Linked DNA regions of Homo sapiens: region 1 is linked to region 2. The links are chromatin loops, found by intact Hi-C in ENCODE. Cell type or tissue: MCF 10A. All regions are shown on one strand. Links, peaks and the distances in the headings refer to the core of each region. The heading gives the core; the rest is flanking DNA. Region 1 overlaps ABL2 (ABL proto-oncogene 2, non-receptor tyrosine kinase). Region 2 overlaps RALGPS2 (Ral GEF with PH domain and SH3 binding motif 2).

Region 1 (11,008 bases), core at 1,757-9,756, 420 kb before region 2:
CCAGGTGGAGTGGTGTGCACCTATAATCCTAGCTACTCAGGAGGCTGAAGCACGAGAATCTCTTGAACCTGGGAGATGGAGGTTGCAGTGAGCCAAGGCTGTACCACTGCACTCTAGCCTGGAAGACAGAGGGAGACTCCGTCTTAAAAAAAAAAAAAAAAAAAAAAAAAGGCATTGGGGGCCAGGTGCAGTGGCTCATGCTTGTAATCCTAGCACTTTGGGAGGCTGAGGCAGGAGGATTGCTTGAGTCCAGGAATTTGAGACCAGCTTAGGCAACACAGTGAGACCCTGACTCTACCAAAAGTTAAATTTTGGCTGGCATGGAGGTACATGCCTGTAGTCCCAGCTGCTCGGGAGGCTGAGGTGAGAGGATTGCTTGAGCGCAGGAGTTCAAGGCTGCAGTGAGCCATGATTATTGCCACTGCACTCTAGCCTGGGTGACAGAGAGAGAATCTGTCTCAAAAAAAAAAAAAAAAAAGGAAAAAGTGTATGGGTTTTGGAACTAGATAGATCTATGTTAAAATTCTGGTATTAACTGTGATTGTTTAATTATTTCTTCATTTATAAAATGAGGATAATGCCTGCTGCATAGGGTGGTTTGAGAATTAAATTAGATACTGTATATAAAACTTCTACCACTATATCTTTCATATAATAACTCAAAATGTTAGAGTACATGTGCTGTGAAGATGTAGAGAGATTGGAGAAGTTTAAAGGGGGAGAAAAAGAGAGAAGGTAAAGTTTGTGTTTCTCTTCTGTTTATTGTTTGATGTGAGGTTGCATAGGAAGATTAGTAGGAGAGAAGAAACATTAAGTTTTGGAAAATGGAATTTTAAATGGATCTCCACAATCACCCACTGAGACTTTTTATAGTTTAAGAACTAGGAATATCATAAATACAAAGTCATTTAGAGGATGGAAGAGGCATAGAAACTGTTTCCATACCTTTACAGTGAGGTTGTCATGAATTATTGACACCTGTGTGTTAGTAGGTTTCAATAACTGATTTAAACACATCCAACCTCATTCCCTCATCACAAATGCTTCCAGATAATAATGGGATAATTTGCCAGGTGTGGTGGCTCACGCGTGTAATCTCAGCACTTTGGGAGGCCGAGGCGGGTGGATCACCTGAGGTCAGGAGTTCGAGACCAGGCTGGCCAACATGGCGAAACCCCCATCTCTACTAATAATACAAACATTAGCTGGGCATGGTGGTGTGTGCCTGTAATCCCAGCTACTAGGGGGGCTGAGGCAGGAGAATCGCTTGGACCTGGGAGGCAGAGGTTGCAGTGAGCCGAGATCGTGCCACTGCACTCCAGCCTGGGCAACAGAGCAAGACTCCATCTTTAAAAAAAAAAAAAAAAGGATAATTTGGATAAATTTATAGACATGATACCCTATTAGCATTCCTAGAATTCATGTTTTCATGTTTGAAAAGATAGTGGCATCTTGAAACAGAATTGTGTGTGATTCTGGTATATGTGGCTTTGTTTTTTTTTTTTTTTTTTTTTTTGGAGATGGAGTCTTGCTCTGTTGCCCAGGCTGGAGTGCAGTGGCGTGATCTCGGCTCACTGCAGCCTCTGCCCCCCTGGTTCCAGCAGTTCTCTTGCCTCAGCCTCCTGGGTAGCTGGGATTACAGGTGCCTGACACCACGCCTGGCTACTTTTAGATTTTTAGTAGAGACGGGGGTTTCACCATGTTGGCCAGGCTGGTCTCGAACTCTTGGCCTCAGGTGATCCACCTACCTTGGCCTCCCAAAGTGCTGGGATTACAGGCATGGCCACTGCGCCTGGCCTGGGTGGGTTTTTTAAAAATAACTTTTTAATCTTGAAATAGTTTCAGGATTACAGAAAAGTTGCAAGAATAGCACAAACAACTCTCATGTGCTCTTTGCCTAGATTCCCTAATTGTCAACATTTTGTCTCATTTATTTTATCGTATTCTCTCCCTCTTTACCTTTCCTTCCTTTTCCTTCTCTTTTAAACTAGGAGTGTGTATCAAAATCACCTGGAAAACTTTTTTTTTTTTTTTTTTGGCACAGGGTTTCACTCTGTCATCCAGGCTGGAGTGCAGTGGCGTGGCACAACTCGTTGCAGCTTTGACCTCCTCAGGCTCAGGGGACCGTCGCACTTCAGCCTGTCAAGTAGCCGGGACTATAGACGTGTGCCACCACGCCAGCTAATTTTTATATTTTTAGTAGAGACATGGTTTCACCATGTTTCCCAGGCTTCTCTTGAATTCCTGGACTCAAGTGATCCGCCCGCCTCAGCCTCCTAAAGTGCTAGGATTATAGGTGTGAGCCACTGTGCCCAGCAGAAAACAATTTTTTTTTTTTTTTTGAGACAGTTTCGTTCTTGTCACCCAGGCTGGAATGCAGTGGCGTGATCTCAGCTCACTGCAGCCTCTACCTCCTGGGTTTAAGCAATTCTCCTGTCTTAGCCTCCCGATTAGCTGGGACTACAGTCACATGCCACCACGCCTGGTTAATTTTTGTATTTTTAGTAGAGACAGGATTTCACCATATTGATCAAGGTAGTCTCAAACTCCTGACCTCAGGTGATCCACCCTCCTTGGCCTCCCAAAGTGTTGGGATTACAGGCGTGAGCCACCTCACCCGGCCTTTTTTTTTTAATTTTTTTTTTTTTTTTTTGAACCAAGCAGGTGTATTCTGGAAGAAAATCAGACACCCTCCCTGGTTAAGAATTAGTTAACTATAATGTATTGGTGAATTGAGTTTATAGTCTTTTGGTGGGGGTAAAAGGGCCCTCAAAGTCATAGCAGGTTTAGTTGTACAGCCTTGAAGAGTATTTGATTTGCTCTTTAGCTTTTTCAATATATATTTTTTATTATCCCTTGGGTGCCATTGTTGCTATTGAGAAACTGTCAGTATAATTGTCCTTTCTGTAGACAATCTGTCATTTCTATCTGGTGGTTAAATTTTTTTTTTTGTCTTTAGTGTCTTGCATTTTCACTGGAAAGTGACTAGGTATAGATTTCTTATTATCCTACTAGCAATTTTTTGTGCTTCCAGAAACTACAGCAGTTTTTGGAAAAGTCTCAGCAATTATATCTTCAAATATTGCCTCGTTCTCATTTTTCTTTTCTTTCCCTCTTGAATGGTATTTAGATATGTTGGACATTCTATTCTGTCCTCATGTTGCATAACTTCTGTTTGATATATTCAATTTTTGTATCACCATGCTACATTTTGTGTATTCACAGTCATCTTTAGCTGAGCTAATCTGCTATTTGATTCATCCATTGAACTAATTTCAATTATTATGTCTTTTATTTCTGCAGGTTCTGTTTGATTCTCTTTAAAATCTGGTCTTATAAAAAAATTGTGGTAAAATACATGTAACATAAAATTTACCATTTTAACCATTTGAAAATGTACAGGTCAGTGGGGTTTTTTTTTTTGTTTTTTTTTGTTTGTTTGTTTTTTAAGACTGAGTTTCACTCTTGTTGCCCAGGCTGGAGTGCAGTGGTGCTGATCTTGGCTCACTGCAACCTCTACCTCCTGGGTTCAAGCGATTCTCCTGCCTCAGCCTCCCGAGTAGCTGGGATTACAGGCACCTGCCACCACACCCGGCTAGTTTTTGTATTTCTAGTATAGATGGGGTTTCGCCATATTGGCCAGGCTGGTCCTGGAACTCCTGGACTATTCTATTCCAAGTTGCTACTTCCTGAGAGGGTCACTGGATGTCCCCCTTGGAGAAGGAATCACCTTGGATTACCATCTTTAAATCTTAAAGGGATTTTTCTCATAGGTATTCTACTTAAGTACAGACAAATAATTTAATCATCCCATAGTGTATCCACCATATTTGTGGCTTGTAAATGTTTTAAAACTTGGGCATAAGTAGCTGATAAGTTACAAAAAAGATACAAATTTCAATAAGGTAATTTTAGTTAAAGTGACAGGAAATGGGGGTGCATTTTGAATAGAAAAACACAGAACTCCAAAAACAAGACAAAAAACCATGTTATTTCCAAAGAGAACATCTCAGTTGTGCAGAAAGAATTAACATAGCAGGCCTGATTGAGACTGATATGCTTAGCGAGGTCTGCTTGCAAGGTTGGCCCTTGGCTGGCATCTAGGAACTTGGATTTGGGGAGGAACTCCTGGCCTCAAGTGATCCGTCCACCTCGGCCTGCCAAAGTGCTAGGATTACAAGCGTGAGCCATTGCTCTTTTCATACTGTTGTGTAACCATCCATCACTACCATATAACCATACATGACCACCATCCATCTCCAGAACTCTTTTCTTCTTCCAGACTGAAGCTCTGCATCTGTTAAATTATAATTCCCCGTTTTATAATTTCCTCTAGCCCTTGGCAACCACATTTTACTTTCTGCCTTTATGAGTTTGACTACTCTAGGTTCCTCATATAAATGGAATCATATAGTATTTGCCCTTTTGTAACTGGCTCATTTCATTTAACTTAATCTTCAAGGTACATCTGTGTTGTAACGTGCAGGAGAATTTCTTTTTTTTTATTTAAGGGCTGAATGATATTTAATGGTGTGTATGTAGCCCATTTTCTTTATCCACTCATCTCTTTATGGACTACTTTGATTGCTTCCACTTTTTGGCTATTGTGACTAATGCTGCAGTGAACATGGGCATGCAAGTATATCTGAGTTCCTGCTTTCAATTCTTTTGAATATATATATACAGAAGTGAAATTGTTGGATCATACAGTAATTCTATGTTTAATTTTTCTGAGGAACCACCATACTGTCTTCCATAGTGGCTTTACCATTTTATATTCCCACCAATAATGCACAAGGGTTCTAGTTTCTCCATACCCTCACCAACATTTGTTATTTTCTGTGTTCGTGTGTGTTTTAGTAATAGCCATCCTAATGGCTGTGATGTGGTATCTCACTGTTTTTTTGTTTTTTGTTTTTTTTGAGACAGAGTTTTACTGTGTTGCCCAGGCTGGAGTGCAGTGGTGCGATCTCAGCTCACTGCAACCTCAGTCTCCTGGGTCCCAGCGATTCTCTTGCCTCAGCTTCTTGAGTAGCTGGGACTACAGGAATGCACTGCCATGCCCGGGTAAGTTTTGTAGTTTTAGTAGAGATGGGGTTTCACCTTGTTGGCCAGGCTGGTCTGGAACTCCTGACCTCAGGTAATCCACCTGCCTCAGGCTCCCAAAATGCAGGGATTACAGGCGTGAGCCACCATGCCTGGCCTCTCATTGTCGTTTTGATATGCATTTCCCTAATTATTAGTGATGTTGGGCATTTTTTAACAAGTGTTTATTGGCTATTTGTGTATCTGTTTTCGAGAAATTTTTAAGTCCTTTGCCCATTTTTGAATCTGTTTGCTTTTTTGTTGTTGACTTGTTGGTCTTTGTTTTATAGTGCCATTTTCTTCTTACTATCATTACCCTCTTTTTTTCTTTAAGCATATTAAACGCAACATATTTGTTCCTGAGTAACCAGTTATTCCCAAATTTAGCAGCTTAAAACAAACAACATTTATTCTGAGTGTCAGAAATCTGAGAGTGGCTTAGCTGGGTGGTTCTAGCTCAGGGTCTCTCACAAGGTTCCAGTCATACTGCTAGCTGGAGCCCTTGTATTCTTCAGTGGATTTTAATTATTTGCAGAAATATGAAGTGTTTTGTGTGTAGAGTTTTAATATGTGTGTAAATAGTGTGTTGATACCTTAAAAATTGTTTTTTAGAAATCCTTATTCCATGTTAGCAGAAATTATATGATATGTAAAAAAATCATTTTCAAGCCTCCATCAGTAGTTTCTCAAATTTATCTTTGATAACCCCTGGCTCTTTAGGAAGCACTCTACTTAATGTTCATGATTTGATTGTTGACATTTAGTTCAGTGAAGTAGTTTAATTTCCATAAAAACTTCCTTTGCCCGTTAGGAAACTATTAAGGATGATTGATTTTTCACTTACTAAATTCGTGCTCATGTAACAAGATTCTTGAAAGAGGTTATTGTATTTGAAACACTGGAAATGGTATTTGTCAAAAAAAATGTGTTTCTACCTTGTAGGACCTTCACTGTAGTCAAAATTATGAAATTTATGAAAACTAATGTTAACTCTGTTTTGACCATGGGAAAAAAGATATTTAGGTGAGATTATAAAAAAGTGAATTTATTATGACAGAGTTTGATTAGTAAGTCAAAAAACTGTTCCTCACCAGTCCACTAGGGGATACTCCAGTACTTAGGAAGAAAATCCAGTTGTTGCTATCACTTAAAAATTTGGCCAGGATCGAGACCATCCTGGCTAACAAGGTGAAACCCTATCTCTACTAAAAAAATACAAAAAATTAGCTGGGCCACATGGTGGCGGGCGTCTGTAGTCCCAGCTACTCAGAAGGCTGAGGCAGGAGAATGGCGTGAACCTGGGAGATGGAGCTTGCAGTGAGCCGAGATCGCGCCATTGCACTCCAGCCTGGGCGACAGAGCGAGACTCCGTCTCCAAAAAAAACCAAAAAAACAAAATACAACAGCAACAAAAAATTAGGCCAGGCACGGTGGCTCACACCTGTAATCCCAGCACTTTGAGAGGCCAAGGAGGGTGGATCACTTGAGGTCAGGAGTTCAAGACTAGCTTGGTGAACATGGTGAAACCCCATCTCTACTAAAAATACAAAAAATTAGGTGGGCGTGGTCGCAGGCGCTTGTTATCCCAGCTATTTGGGAGGCTGAAGCAGGAGAATTGCTTGAACCCAGGAGGCAGAGGTTGCAAGTGAGTCAAGATTGCGCCATTGCACTCCAGCCTGAGTGACAGAATGAGACTCTGTCTCAAAAAAGAAACAAACAAACAAAAAATTAAATCCCACTTGCTTACCTGAAAAAAAAAAAAGCAGACATTTAGGGCTGGTTTGAGTTACTGATTTGACAATAATATTCACCTTTAGAAAGAGCCTAGTACATTTTTAAAGTTTAGAAATTTTGTGTGATTTCATTGGCCACTTTTTCTGGTAGTGTTGCCACAAATTGACTTCTTCGGGCACTTTAGAAAAACAGATTATTATATTTTTTTTCTTGATACATGAAAATTATGGTTCTCATTTTTTTTTGCAAGTTGTGCCCTTTTTTGGAAATTCAGAAAGGCTGATATTTGGTGTGAGTTTGTATAATTTTCTCCATCATACCATGTATGCTGTTTAAATGTTTACCTTAGAAAAGTATGAAATATGATATGACCTTTGATATAGACAACAACGCAGAAGATAATTCATTCTGTTACCAAAGATATTTTAAGAGTTTAATGTTATCTTGATTTCTTTCTAGTAATTTAAGTAGTAATTCAAATAGACATAATACAGTGTGACTTAATGCTTTAAAGAAAAATACGTGAAAAGTTCTGTACTTGAAATAGCAAAATTTTAAGAAAATAATTCAGACTCTTGTATTTATTAGGAAGAAGTTATCAGACTTAATGTTTCAGAACATACTTTGAATAACCAAAATTTATTAATTTACTTAACCTAGTTTTAAAATTTTTTCTATGTGATGTGATTGTACAGTTTTTCTGCATGCCATGTGTTTCATTCTTTTATGTCTGGCACATAAGTAATTAAAGGTTAAGTCAATTGTCAGATTTAACTCAACCTGCTTGAGTTAATTTACTTGATTTTTCTGGTACTTACAGGTACAACAAATGGGTGAATTGGTGTGCCATTATGATAACATGACTTGGAAAATGGAAATTCAGGCAGTGTGGGACAAGAACAAGGATATTTATTTGTCCAGTGAGAATAAAAGTGGTCTAGGATTTATTGAGAGTTTGTTGTAATTCGAGCTTGAGTGATAATTTTATAGGATGTTATGGAGATAACAGTGTTGGTGGAAGGGTTTGACATTCCACATTTGACATTCTCTTATCATATTTTTTGGTTTGTCTCTGTCTCCCTAATGAAATGAAATAGGAAACAGCTAGAGAGTGGTGGGATATGAGTAGTTGTGCATTTGGATAGATTGACTAGCATGCTCAAGATGCCAGCCATATCTACCTTTGGTAGAGTGAGAGCCAAGGTATTCCTGTGGATTGTTTTTCGTAACTAAATCTGTAACTACTGAGTATAGAGTCCCTGCTATATACGTGACTAACCAAGGAGTGAAATATGATTGGTTCAAATATTTTGTTATATTTTGACTGTAGGGGAATGGTAAAATGTCACCAAGTATAAGTTACTCTTCTGCTTTATACTTTGTTTGCAATTAAATGTATTTTTCTTAAAGAGAATATAAAAGCAAAGGAAAAACCATTTGTAATGCTTTTGCTTAGGTCCAACCTTAATTTTTATATGACAGTTTCCAATTGATTGTCAGATTTTCTGTCTCATTTCAATTGAGTAATTGTTCCATCTGTCATTTAACATGACACAGACTGTTTCTTAGTAATTGTTTTGAAAACTCTTTAGTGATTTTTAAAAACCTTTACAGAGTGTTGATTATTTAAATGATAGCAGAATATGTATATATGAAGTAATTTCAGAGGCCGGACAAGGTGGCTCATGCCTGTAATCCCAGCACTTTGGGAGGCCGAAGTGGGTGGATATCACCTGAGGTAATGAGTTCAAGACCAGCCTGGACAACACGGTGAAACCCTATCTCTACTAAAAATACAAAAAATTAGCTGGGTATGGTGGCACATGCCTGTAATCCCAGCTACTTGGGAGGATGAGGCAAGAGAATCGCTTGAACCCAGGAGACAGAGGTTGCAGTGAGCCGAGATTGTGCCTTTGCACTCCAGCCTGGGCAATAAGAGCGAAACTCCGTCTCAAAAAAAAAAAAAAAAAAAAAAAAGGGATTTCATACAGAAAGATTAAGGTTCTCATACTATCATACAACATCTAATAATTTAATATAGAAGAATTGGAAAAGTATACAGCCTTATTTGATTTTGAAAATTAAGTGCAATCATCTATTACCTTATAGCTGGCAGAAATCAGTGCTTATTCTTTCTAACTTTGGGTTTATAATCCTTACCCTTTGTGATGTAGTAAGAATATAAAGTACTGGGAAGACCATTAGTCTAGTATTGGTCCATGAAGGATTTCATTACTGTCATCATTCTGGGTTTTCTTTTCTGAAAGTGACGTTCTTCCTGTGGCCTTCTTGGCAATTGAGAGGACCGCTGTTTTCAAGAGAACTGGGAGTGGCTTCCTATCTAAATAGGGACTAGCTGTGGTTAGAAGGGGAAGTGGGAAGTGGCTGGATCGCTGCCTCTACTTTTTCCTATTAAACGCTTTTTCCTCTCAACTCCATTACCAGGCCTAGGACCTTAAATTCTGGATATAATGGACCATATCCTGGAATATTGTTTTGTTATGGCAACTTTGGTGACAGAATTTCTTATAACAATGAAACATTATGTGATATTGTGAAATGTATATTTGGTCTTTATTCCGTTTCCCCGGCCAAAAAAAACCTCCTAAAATTCTAGGACTCTCACTGGTGATTAGAGCATCTTTTGTATGCTAATGAGGTGACTGGAGGCTGGGGACCCCTAGATAGCTTCAGGATGGGGACTGGTCACCTGAAAGACTGAGGAGAGGCGTGATTAGAAGGTTGGGGCTTTCATCACTCACCCCCTCACCCCCCTCCATCCCACCCCACCCCCCACGTCTCTGTGGAGGGGGGAGAGGCTGAAAGTTAACGTCATCAACGTCATCAACAATGGCCAGTGATTTAATCAACTATGCCTATGTAATGAAGCTTCCACGAAACCTAGAAGTACTGGGTTGAGACAGCTTTGGGATAGCTGAACACATGGAAGTTCCTGAAGGACTCTGCTCAGCCCCTCTTCTCCCACACCTTGCTCTGTGTATCTTTTTATTTGGTTGTTCATCTGTATCTTTTGTAATATCCTTTATAATAAATAAGTAAACGTATGTAAAGTGTTTCCCTGAGTTCCGTGAGCCACTCTTGCAAATTAGTCTAACCAAGGAGGGGGTTGTGGAAATCCCAGTTTATTGCCAATCAATCAGAAATGGCATCTGAAGTCTGGGACAGTCATGTGGGCCTGAGCCCTGGACTTGTGGAATCTGACACTATCTCTAGGTAGGTGGAATTAGAATTGAGTTAAATTGTAAGACACCCAGGCTGGGCCCGGTGGCTCACGCCTGTAATCCCAGCACTTTGGGAGGCCGAGGTGGGCAGATCACCTGAGGTCAGGAGTTCGAGACCAGCCTCAACATGGAGAAACCCCGTCTCTACTAAAAATACAAAATTAGCCCGTCATGGTGGTGCATGCCTGTAATTCCAGCTACTCAGGAGGCTGAGGCAGGAGAATTGCTTGAACCTGGAAGGCGGAGGTTGCCATGAGCCGAGATCACGCCGTTGCACTCCAGTCTGGGCAACAAGAGCAAAACTCCGTCTCAAAAAAAAAACAAAAAAAATGGTAAGACACCCAGCTTGTGCGCTTCTGTCTCTAGGTAGATAGAAGTGAGTTAAATTGTAAGACACCAGCTTGTGCACTGCTTGCTTGGTGTGTGGAGGAAATAACCCCACACATCTGGTGTTAGAAATATTGTGTTGAGTGGTGAGAGTAGGCCAAAACACTTTGGGGTTTTGTTTTTTCTATCCTCAGACTCCTCTTACCGTTTGGTAGCTGTGTCACCCTTTATGAATGAATAAATGAATGTACATAACGACTTCCTAGTGACAAGACGATTGCTAATTAAGATGTAATATGATACAAGAGTAGGGAACATTTAAGAAAGTAACATTTAACTTGTTCTCTGAGAAATTCCTGGAGAGTCTTATTAAAATACCCTAGAACAGGGCAGGGCGCGGTGGCTCATGCCTGTAATCCCAGCACTTTGGGAAGCCAAGGTGGGCGGATCACCTGAAGTCAGGAGTTTGAGATAAGCCTGGCCAACATGGTGAAACCCCGTCTCTACTAAAAATACAAAATAGCCGGCTGTGGTGGTGCATACCTGTAATCCCAGCTACTCGGGAGGCTGAGACAGGAGAATCACTTGAACCTGGGAGACGAAGGTTGCAGTGAGCCTAG
Region 2 (11,008 bases), core at 1,028-9,027:
GGAGCAGAACAGTAATAAGAAACTTGATTTTGTGGACATTAAAATGTCTGGTCCATCAAAAATGCTTAATAAAATTCATGAGGGAAGCCAGGGCTAGAGATAAAAATAAATCATCTACATAACAAAAACAATTGAAACCATAGACTTAGACTATTTTCAGTGATATCAAGGCCTAAGTAACTAGCTGGGGCAAAATGGAGTTGGGGCTATTAAGGAACTTTGAGGTCAAGGTGTTAAAGGGTCATAAACATTATTCTCATCCAATATACTAAGAGAAAAATAAGAAATATAGAAGCCAGATGCTAAAGTTATTAAGGAAAGCAGGCAAGTTCCCTAGATTTATACACAAAGAAAAAAATAAAAAAGTTGGGGCAAAAATACAATCATAATATATTAACTAGAGGGGTGAGCATCTAGTTCAGTCTTCACATCTCCATCTTAAATGCTAAACTACATCAGCAGAGTAAGCCCTTACAACATTCCAGCCTAACGGTTCTTTTGTTTCCTCTAATATATGTGGAATCAAGGGATCTAGATGGGTCCAAAATTTAGTGATTCCAAGTAAAAGAATCTTTCTTTGCCTTACTTGCATTATTGCCCTCAAGGATGATGTAATGTAAAAATACTCTAAAAAGAAATTCTATGTTTCTTTTAAAAATAAAGAGTTTTATGAGTTACCATTATTTGTCATTATTTTTCAAGTATCTTAAGTAGATAAGGATTAAGTATACCTATGATGCACAGGGAACATACGAATCACTAAAATAAAAGTTAAAATATGTGTATTTCTCATTGTTCAATTCCCACCTATGAGTGAGAATATGCGGTGTTTGGTTTTTTGTTCTTGCGATAGTTTACTGAGAATGATGATTTCCAATTTCATCCATGTCCCTACAAAGGACATGAACTCATCATTTTTTATGGCTGCATAGTATTCCATGGTGTATATGTGCCACATTTTCTTAATCCAGTCTATCATTGTTGGACATTTGGGTTGGTTCCAAGTCTTTGCTATTGTGAATAATGCCGCAATAAACATACGTGTGCATGTGTCTTTATAGCAGCATGATTTATAGTCCTTTGGGTATATACCCAGTAATGGGATGGCTGGGTCAAATGGTATTTCTAGTTCTAGATCCCTGAGGAATCGCCACACTGACTTCCACAATGGTTGAACTAGTTTACAGTCCCACCAACAGTGTAAAAGTGTTCCTATTTCTCCACATCCTCTCCAGCACCTGTTGTTTCCTGACTTTTTAATGATTGCCATTCTAACTGGTGTGAGATGGTATCTCATTGTGGTTTTGATTTGCATTTCTCTGATGCCCAGTGATGATGAGCATTTTTTCATGTGTTTTTTGGCTGCATAAATGTCTTCTTTTGAGAAGTGTCTGTTCATGTCCTTCGCCCACTTTTTGATGGGGTTGTTTGTTTTTTTCTTGTAAATTTGTTTGAGTTCATTGTAGATTCTGGATATTAGCACTTTGTCAGATGAGTAGGTTGTGAAAATTTTCTCCCATTTTGTAGGTTGCCTGTTCACTCTGATGGTAGTTTCTTTTGCTGTGCAGAAGCTCTTTAGTTTAATTAGATCCCATTTGTCAATTTTGTCTTTTGTTGCCATTGTTTTTGGTGTTTTAGACATGAAGTCCTTGCCCATGCCTATGTCCTGAATGGTAATGCCTAGGTTTTCTTCTAGGGTTTTTATGGTTTTAGGTCTAACGTTTAAGTCTTTAATCCATCTTGAATTGATTTTTGTATAAGGTGTAAGGAAGGGATCCAGTTTCAGCTTTCTACATATGGCTAGCCAGTTTTCCCAGCACCATTTATTAAATAGGGAATCCTTTCCCCGTTGCTTGTTTTTCTCAGGTTTGTCAAAGATCAGATAGTTGTAGATATGCGGTGTTATTTCCGAGGGCTCTGTTCTGTTCCATTGATCTATATCTCTGTTTTGGTACCAGTACCATGCTGTTTTGGTTACTGTAGCCTTGTAGTATAGTTTGAAGTCAGGTAGTGTGATGCCTCCAGCTTTGTTCTTTTGGCTTAGGATTGCCTTGGCGATGCAGGCTCTTTTTTGGTTCCATATGAACTTTAAAGTAGTTTTTTCCAATTCTGTGAAGAAAGTCATTGGTAGCTTGATGGGGATGGCATTGAATCTGTAAATTACCTTGGGCAGTATGGCCATTTTCACCATATTGATTCTTCCTACCCATGAGCATGGAATGTTCTTCCATTTGTTTGTATCCTCTTTTATTTCCTTGAGCAGTGGTTTGTAGTTCTCCTTGAAGAGGTCCTTCACATCCCTTGTAAGTTGGATTCCTGTGTATTTTATTCTCTTTGAAGCAATTGTGAATGGGAGTTCACTCATGATTTGGCTGTCTGTTTGTCTGTTATTGGTGTATAAGAATGCTTGTGATTTTTGTACATTGATTTTGTATCCTGAGACTTTGCTGAAGTTGCTTATCAGCTTAAGGAGATTTCACATGGACACAGGAAGGGGAATACCACACTCTGGGGATTGTGGTGGGGTGGGGGGAGGGGGGAGGGATAGCATTGGGAGATATACCTAATGCTAGATGACGAGTTAGTGGGTGCAGCGCACCAGCATGGCACACGTATACATATGTAACTAACCCGCACAATGTGCACATGTACCCTAAAACTTAAAGTATAAAAAAAAATAAAATTTAAAAAAAAAGGAAATGTGTATTTCTGCACTAAATGCACTTCTGATTTAAGTATGTGAACAAACATAATGCTTGAAAAATTAGAAAGCCAGGTAAGAAACTTTACACCCAAGCTTCTTAAATATCTTACCTCAGAAGCAGTAGCTGCAATATTGACACTGCTTGCCTGCCCGTTCATTAGGTCCATGCTTTCCTCATCAGTCCCTGACCTTATGTTAACAGCAACAGAGGACTGACTGCCTCATGTCCAAGGCCACAAATACATTATTCCTGTAAAAAAAAAAAAAAGTTAAGCAAATGTCTTCCTCGAAGTTCAAGAAAACAACTCTATGCCTACCACCATGCCAAGAAACAAAAATTTCAACTTCACTAAACTCTATTTATTATCTTAGCTCAGTCGCTAAATCCAAACTGAGGACAATCTTGTATGCTCTTTTCAAACAATCAGAACACCAAATAAACAGTATTCAATAGATGTTATTGTTATGTTCTTCATAAGCAAAGCAAAAGCATAACTTTTCGCTAAGTGGGTATTGCGAGGGAAAAAAATCAAATGTACAACTTTCTTAAAGTAAATAAAATGTGTAAAAACACAGGTGGCAAAGTAACACATACCACAACACAATAAATTTTTAGCGATCCAAATGACACCTGTAAATCAACAATACTGAATAAGCTTATCACAGCTAGTGATCTAGATTACCAACATATCACAAATACTTAAAATATTATGAACTACATGTCATAAAAATACAATCATCTCTCAGTATCCATGGGGGATTTGTTCCAGGATCTACTATAGATACCAAAATCCACCGATGCTTAAGGCCCTTATATAATGGTGCAGTATTTGCATATCACCTATACACATCCTCTTGTATACTTTAAATCATCTCCGGATTACTCATAATACTTAATACAGTGCCAATGCTACGTAAATTGTTGTTATATTGTATTTTTTAGGGAATTATAGCAAGGAAAAGTCTGTACATGTTCAGTACAGATGCAACCATCCTTTTTTTTTTTTTTTTGCCCCAAGTATTTTCAACTCAGATTTGTTTGAATCCAGATGTAGAACCCATGGATATGGTGGCTTTACTGTACCATAATATACACTATGTTTATTTGTATAGGACTTTAAAGTTTATTAAATATCTTTAATACATTATGTTGATTTGCACAACTACCAATAACACTAATTAGGGAAGATATACCCACATAACAAACAAACACAGAGCTTCTGAGGACACAGGATGGTAAATAAGGAGCCAAGAACAAGTTTCAAGCCATCAAAATTCTAGTCAAATATTCTTTTCACAACACAGATTTTCCACTTTACTGGAAGTCAGAGTACTTACTTGAAGTTCTAATACCTTTCCATAAATAACCTGTCATATAAACTGAGTAGGTAACTTTACCTCTAGGACAGAATTTCTTCCTCTTTGTAAAATGACAGTGGTAAATGAACTTTAAGATCCCTTTTCAACTTTAAAGATCTATGACGTTTTTCATAAGAGAAATGGTAAGTGTCTATAAATTAGGTACTCTATGCTACATTCACTTTAAAAGCTGAGTTTTAAATGTTAATAATAATTACTTCAATGCTAAGTTTCCTTTCTCTGGAGAAGCAATATAGGATATAGTGATTTAAAAGCACAAATTTTGGAACCACATTACCTCTGTGTAAACCCAGGAAATTTTAACTTTTCTGTACTCAGTTTTCTCATCTATAAAATAGGGATAATAAGTACCTACTTCATAGAGTTGTGGTGAAGCGAAATGAGATAATATACACAAAGCACCTAAAACAGTGTTGGCACATGGTAAATATGCTATTACTATGATGTAATGATGATGCAGATGTTACTATCTGCTTAATTCCCATAAAGCTTAAATTCAACAGAGTCTCTTAAATAAAAAAGAAAAGACAAAACCTTAGAAATACACCTTTGGGAAGCAATTGTTGCTGGGCATTACTAAAAATCCTAATTGCAAACACAATGAATGAGAATGGCTAAGATCTGTTTCCTAGAAGTAGTAAAACATGCTCTTGGTTTTGAAATGCTTAAAAATTATTACTAATGATAGCAGCCTTCAGTCACATCTTGAATTTATCTTAATTTATTCAGATACAGCCTAGGTACCTGCTAAGAGCAGAACATCGTGCTAGGATTTTTAAAACAGAAATATATTCAAAATCATGAAGTTTTAAAACCATTTAACGCACCTACTTAGAAAATCAACGTGAAAATGAATAAACTACAAAACAATTTCCTCCCATCTAAACTATCTTATTCTATAAGCTTCATTATCCTTATAGTATTAAGAATCAACTTATATTTATACTGCTATGCAACAAAACCAGCTGATAATCCAGATTCTCTTTGAACATAGCACTCAGTTTGCAAAATATTTTTCAAATAATTACATTTCATTCCACTTTCTAGGCAACATTAAGTATAACATGAATTTATAAATCAGGGGTGCCCCCTAGTGCTAAGAAAAAGATTTTAATTTAATAGGTAAAGGAGTTATATCTTTAACTTACTTTACATATCAAAATATACAATTTATTACTTTTACTTAAAAAAATGTAATACAGACCAGGAACAATATTAAAATATTTGTAAACTATAAGCATGAAGAATCACATTTTCTCTCCTTTTATTTTTTTTTTTGAGACAGAGTTTTGCTTGTTGCCCAGGCTGGCATGCAATGGCATGATCTCAGCTCACTGCAACCTCCGCCTCCCAGGTTCAAGCAATTCTCCAGCCTCAGCCTCCTGAGTAGCTGGGATTATAGGCACAAGCCACCACACCCAGCTAATTTTGGGTATTTTTAGTAGAGACAGGGTTTCACCATGTTGGTCAGGCTGTAGAGACAGGGTTTCACCATGTTGGCCAGGCTGGTCTCGAACTCTTAACCTCAGGTGATCTGCAGGCCTTGGCCTCCCAAAGTGCTGGGATTACAGGCGTCAGCCACTGCACCTGGCCTTCTCTGCTTTTAAAATAAATTGTCACCCATGTATTTCATGAAAATTAAGGTCACATTAAAATCCATTACATATTTTAAAATATAGCAAAGCATACCTTAAAGAATATAAACTTTTCGTAACTATTTACAAATGTACATGTCAATAGTATTTTTTTTTTTTTTGAGACGGAGTCTTGCTCTGTCGCCCAGGCTGGAGTGCAGTGGCGGGATCTTGGCTCACTGCAAGCTCCATCTCCCGGGTTCACACCATTCTCCTGCCTCAGCCTCCTGAGTAGCTGGGACTACAGGCGCCCGCCACCACGCCCGGCTAATTTTTTGTATTTTTAGTAGAGATGGGGTTTCACCGTGTTAGCCAGGAGTCAATAGTATTTAATAATGTTGAAGTATAACAGAGAGGCTTATACGATATTATAAAAGTACTACAAGTTCTAAAAGACAGAGATACGAGTTTATTCTTTTAGTACGTCCTTCAAAGACCTTTCTATACTTTGCACACAGAAAAGTTCACATTAAATATGCCAAATATATGCTTTAATATTTTATTTACTTTTCTTTGTGTTATAAATGACAAGATCTTTCAACATGACTCAACATCACAGTAGCCTTTTTTTTAAGAGACAGGGTCTTGCTCTGTCATGCAGGCTGGAGCATGTGGCACAATCTTAGCTCACTGCAGCCTCCAATTCCTGGGGTCAAGCAATCCTCCCACCACCTCAGCTTTCTGAGTAGCTGAGGTGTGCACCACCATGCCCAGCTAACTGTTTACATTTTTTTAGAGACAGGGTATCACTATTACATCATCATCTATAAAATAGCAGACGTTATTTCTCAAAGTGTAAAGAAAAGTTTAAAAATAGGCCAGGTACAGGGGCTCACGCCTGTAATCCTAGCACTTTGGAAAGCTGAGACAGGTGGATTACCTGAGGTCAGGAGTTCGAGACCAGCCGGCCAACATGGTGAAACCCCGTCTCCATTAAAAACACAAAAAATTACCTGGGTGTGGTGGCACGTGCCTGTAATCCCAGCTTCTTGGGAGGCTGAGGTAGGAGAATCGCTTGAACCTGGGAGGCAGAGGTTGCAGTGAGCCGAGATTGCACCACTGTACTCCACCTTGGGAGACAGCGAGACTCCGCCTCAAAAAAATGTTTAAAAATAACAAAGTTACTTCATTCACTTAAGTTAAAATTGTTTTGCCTTCAGTCAATAAAAAGAGATTCTACACCTAAGTCTTCCAAATATAATTTTGTCACATTTGAACTAAACTATGAAAGTATGGGCTGATTCATTTGTAAACTGTCCCACATCTATACAGAAAGGTTATATTTCCATATACCTGAACAGCTTGAAACTAAACAACTTGTAGAAGAGAGACTTTCAAATGATTAAATATTAAAGGGAGAAAAATCTATAAAATAATGCATTTAAAGGTTATGCTTTATCTCCTGTACAGAAAGTTCACTAAGATAATTTGCTAAGTAATCCTAATAGACAAGAGCTGAGATCTCCTAAGATACCTGACCCAAAATACGAATATAGGTTAACTAGAAATTCAGGTAATAGCAAAGAAGTTCCAAATAAAAAGATAAACTGTGCTCTCCAAATATTTTGTGTTTTTGTTTTTGGTGGGTATGAGGTATTTTGGCCAGATGCTCTACTCAGAAGACTACCCCATAAAAGTTCACTTAACTCATTATAGCCTATATTTGCAATAAGACAAACAAGAAAACCAACATCTGGATACAATATTAGCAGTTAAAGCATGAAAACAACCCAAGTGAATCAGAAATAGGTTTAAATATTTGACAAAAGTGTGCTACTGTGGACCTAGGAATGGTCAGAGAAAGGAACATAGCATATTAGTGTGGAACAGCAGAACAGAAAAACAACATGGCAGTGCTGATGGGATAAGACAGACATCAAGATTCCATGCTTGGAGGCTCCTGGGTTTAAGAGATTCCCTAACCCCTAGGGGACAGCCACTAAGGATCTCTTGTACCTGGAATGTGAGGCTAAACTGAACATCACAGAACAATCTATAGGCAAGTGACTGCTACACAATGGAAAACTATGCAGCCATTAAAATACTGTAATACTTAATGACACATGAAAAAAATATTTATAATATACTGCTAAATGAATGAAGCAATTTACCAAACAGTATTTAAGGTATAGTCCTTTTTGGTAATCATTATTATAACATAAAGAAGAGAGATGAACCAACATACACTAAAATGTGGTTATCGCTAGGTTTATGACAATTTTTCCCTAACTTTAGCTTACCTGTATATTTTTAAATTTCCTACAAAGACATTAATTAGAAAAAAGTAAAAAAACAAAAACAGTTTTTCCTCACAGACTGCTTACTAGTTACAAGAAAAAAAAATAAGTAACTATATTGTGTGAAGAACTGGACAATCCCTTAACTGAGTACATCAAAATTATTATCACCAATGGGGAAAAGAGAGACATCATGTGCCTCTGGATGTGATGATACTCCGGGAAGGACACAACATTACTGACAAGAAGTTGAGCTGGGAACCCATAACTGAAATCTAATCTCAAGGACATGGACAAGTCTAATCTGAGAAACATTCGATAAATATATTCTTCAAAAAATGCCAATGTTATGAGAAAGGCTGAAGAACTATTACAATTTAAAGGAAACTCAAGAGATATGGCAACTAAAGGTCCTGTACTGGATGGTAGTAAATGCTTTAAGAGATATTAATGGTAATTCACAAAATTGGAATATAGACTGTAGATTACCATATCAATTTCCTAAATGTGACAATTTCCTGTAGTTATTAATACATAAAGAAGGCTGGGTGCGGTGGCTCACGCCTGTAATCCCAGCACTTTGGGAGGCCGAGGCAGGTGGATCACCTGAGATCAGGAGTTCGAGACCAGCGTGGCCAACATGGTGAAACCCCGTCTCCACTAAAAATACAAAATTTAGCTGGGCGTGGTGGCCGGCGCCTGTAATCCCAGCGACTAGAGAGGCTGAGGCAGGAGAATAGCTTGATCCCGCGACGGGGAGGTTGCAGTGAACCGAGATAGTGCCACTGCACTCCAGCCTGGGCAACAAGAGCAAAACTCCGTCTCAAAAAAAAAAAAAAAAACAACAACAACATAAAAAAACTTTGTTTTTAAGAAACGCAGAAGTACTAAGAGGTAAAAGGGTGGCCAGGCGCGGTGCCTCACGCCTGTAATTCCAACACTTTGGGAGGCTGAAGTGGATGGATCACCTGAGATTAGGAGTTCGAGACCAGCCTGGCCAACATGGTGAAACCCTGTCTCTACTAAAAATACAAAAATTTGCCAGGCCTGGTGGTGGGTGCCTATTGTACCAGCTACTCGGGAGGCTAAGGATGCAGTAAGCCAAGATTGCACCACTGCACTCCAGCCTGGGCGAGAGTGCAAGACTGTCTCAGAAAAAAAAAAAAAAAAAAAGTATGAAGTATGCAAACTAATCTTAAATATTTCAGGAAAACAGTATGTATACGTGTGACAGAGAAAATAAAGTGAATGATAAAGATAATGTGGCATCTTTTTCCCCCCAACATGGTTGATTAGAGGCTTTTAGCATGCATCAGCCACTTGGAAATATCAAGATAGTGCATAAAGATCAACTGTGGGCTGGGCATGGTGGCTCAAGCCTGTAATTCCAGCACTTGGGGAGGCCGAGGTGGGTGGATTGCTTCACTTCTGCTTAGGAGTTCAAGACCAGCCTGGGTGACATGGTAAAATCCTATCTCTAAAAACAAAAACAAAAAATCAGCCAGGCATGGTGGTGTGCACCTGTAGTCCCAGCTACTTAGGACACTGAAGCAGGAGAATCACCTGAGCCTGGGAGGCTGAGGCTGCAGTGAGCCGTGATCATGCCACAGCACTCCAGCCTAGGCAAGAGAGTGAGACCTTGTCTCAAAAAAAAAAAAAAAAGAAGCAATCGACTCTGTAAGCTTTAATTCAGGAAGGAAAACAGAAACCCAGTGGAATCATAAACGACACCCAGAGCCTGGGAAGGAGAACACAGGCTGATAAAAGTGAGTGAGGCCCCAGTATGCAAGAAAGGCAGAGAGCCTCTCTCTGTGACACTTTTTCCCTGGGCATCTGAGCAACCCAGGCCAAGGAATAGAACATTGTTGCTCCTAATCCCTGAAGCTAACTGGGGTGTTGGAACTGTGCTTTCCCCCACTGCAGGCCTTGGATGCGTGGGGAGAGCTGCTACAGCTGCACTTTCTCCCGGACAATGAGACGTGCAGCCAGGGCCAGCTTCATGACCTGAAACCAGTCTATGTATATCACTGCTGGGTACCCCAGCAAGCTCTCCTAAGATCGTGGTGCAGCAGGGCCCTCTCCACTCCACCTCAGGCATAAATCCAGAAATTTGGAGCACCCACTTGCCTGGACCAGCAGCCTGGGCCACCCTACCCTTCATGGACATTGATCATAGTGCAGCAGGGCCCTCTCTGCTTCATACCCAGGCAGATCTCCAGGTATTCAGAGCATCCCTTTCCAAGGATCAGCAGGCTAAACCAACCTACACCCTTTCTATGCATAGATTATGGTGCAGTAGGGCCCTCTCTACTGCACGCTTAGGCAGATCTCCAAGCATTTGGAGCACCTGCTTGCATGGACTAGCAGCCTGAGTCACCCCATCCTTCTTGTGCATGGTGGGTCCTCTCCACTTCATACCCAGGCAGATCTCCAGGCATTCAAAGCACTCACTTGCCTGCTTCAGCAGCCTGACCTGCCCCACCCTTCCTGGGTATATATTGTGGTGCAGCAGGGCCTCTCTGCTCTATGGCCAGGAAGACCTCCAGGCATTCAAAGCACTCATTTGCTGGGATTGGTAGCCTGAACAGCCCCACCTTTCCTGTGCAGAGATCCAGGTGCAGGGGTCCCCATCTCTGCTTCATATCCAGGCAGATCTCCAGGCATTTGGAGCACCTGCTCATCTGGAACAGCAGCCTGAGCCACCCTACCATTCCTGTGCAGAGATCCTGGTGCATGGGTGGCTATCTCTGCTCCATGCCCAGGTCCCAGGCATATCTCCAAGCATCTGGAGCACCCACTCTCCTGGATTATGAGTTTAGGCCACTCCTATCTATGTGTAGAGAACTTGGGGTCAAGGAGGTTTCTCAGTTCCACACCTGGACACACTTCTGGGCGTCTGGTGGCCACCCACTGGATTCTCCTTTGGCCTTGGTTCTTGTGCCTGCCACTGGGGGACCCGTAGGTGGACCTGCTTGGTCCAGCCCTGCCCACCTTCCACCCCTCCCAGCACCTCCCCAGGACTGAGGAGGGAGCACAGACCACTGTTTACTCCA

What was found. Hi-C counts contacts between places; a loop is a spot of excess contacts. Peaks named below come from ENCODE experiments on the same cell type or tissue, not always from the same donor. Only the 100,000 strongest peaks of a DNase experiment are listed, where the experiment ranks them.
Region 1: a loop joins it to region 2, with 10 times the contacts of the local background. A loop is called at or near these places in 3 of 110 quality-filtered maps.

Annotation. Positions count from the first base shown.
Region 1 is chr1:179,189,202-179,200,209 of GRCh38, reverse strand. All of the region lies in intron 1 of ABL2 (ABL proto-oncogene 2, non-receptor tyrosine kinase), which reads left to right. It also overlaps the pseudogene LOC124900432. Among named protein-coding and RNA genes, the nearest start is that of ABL2, 35 kb to the left of the region's middle. In MCF 10A, for the core only: a CTCF peak has its summit at 6,186; a DNase peak (open chromatin) is centred at 6,209.
Region 2 is chr1:178,768,628-178,779,635 of GRCh38, reverse strand. It overlaps RALGPS2 (Ral GEF with PH domain and SH3 binding motif 2), which reads right to left. Exons shown (of 20, transcript NM_152663.5): 2 at 2,815-2,954. The coding sequence starts at 2,871. Among named protein-coding and RNA genes, the nearest start is that of RALGPS2-AS1, 48 kb to the right of the region's middle. In MCF 10A, for the core only: a CTCF peak has its summit at 5,172 (motif pointing left); no DNase peak of the experiment used is centred there.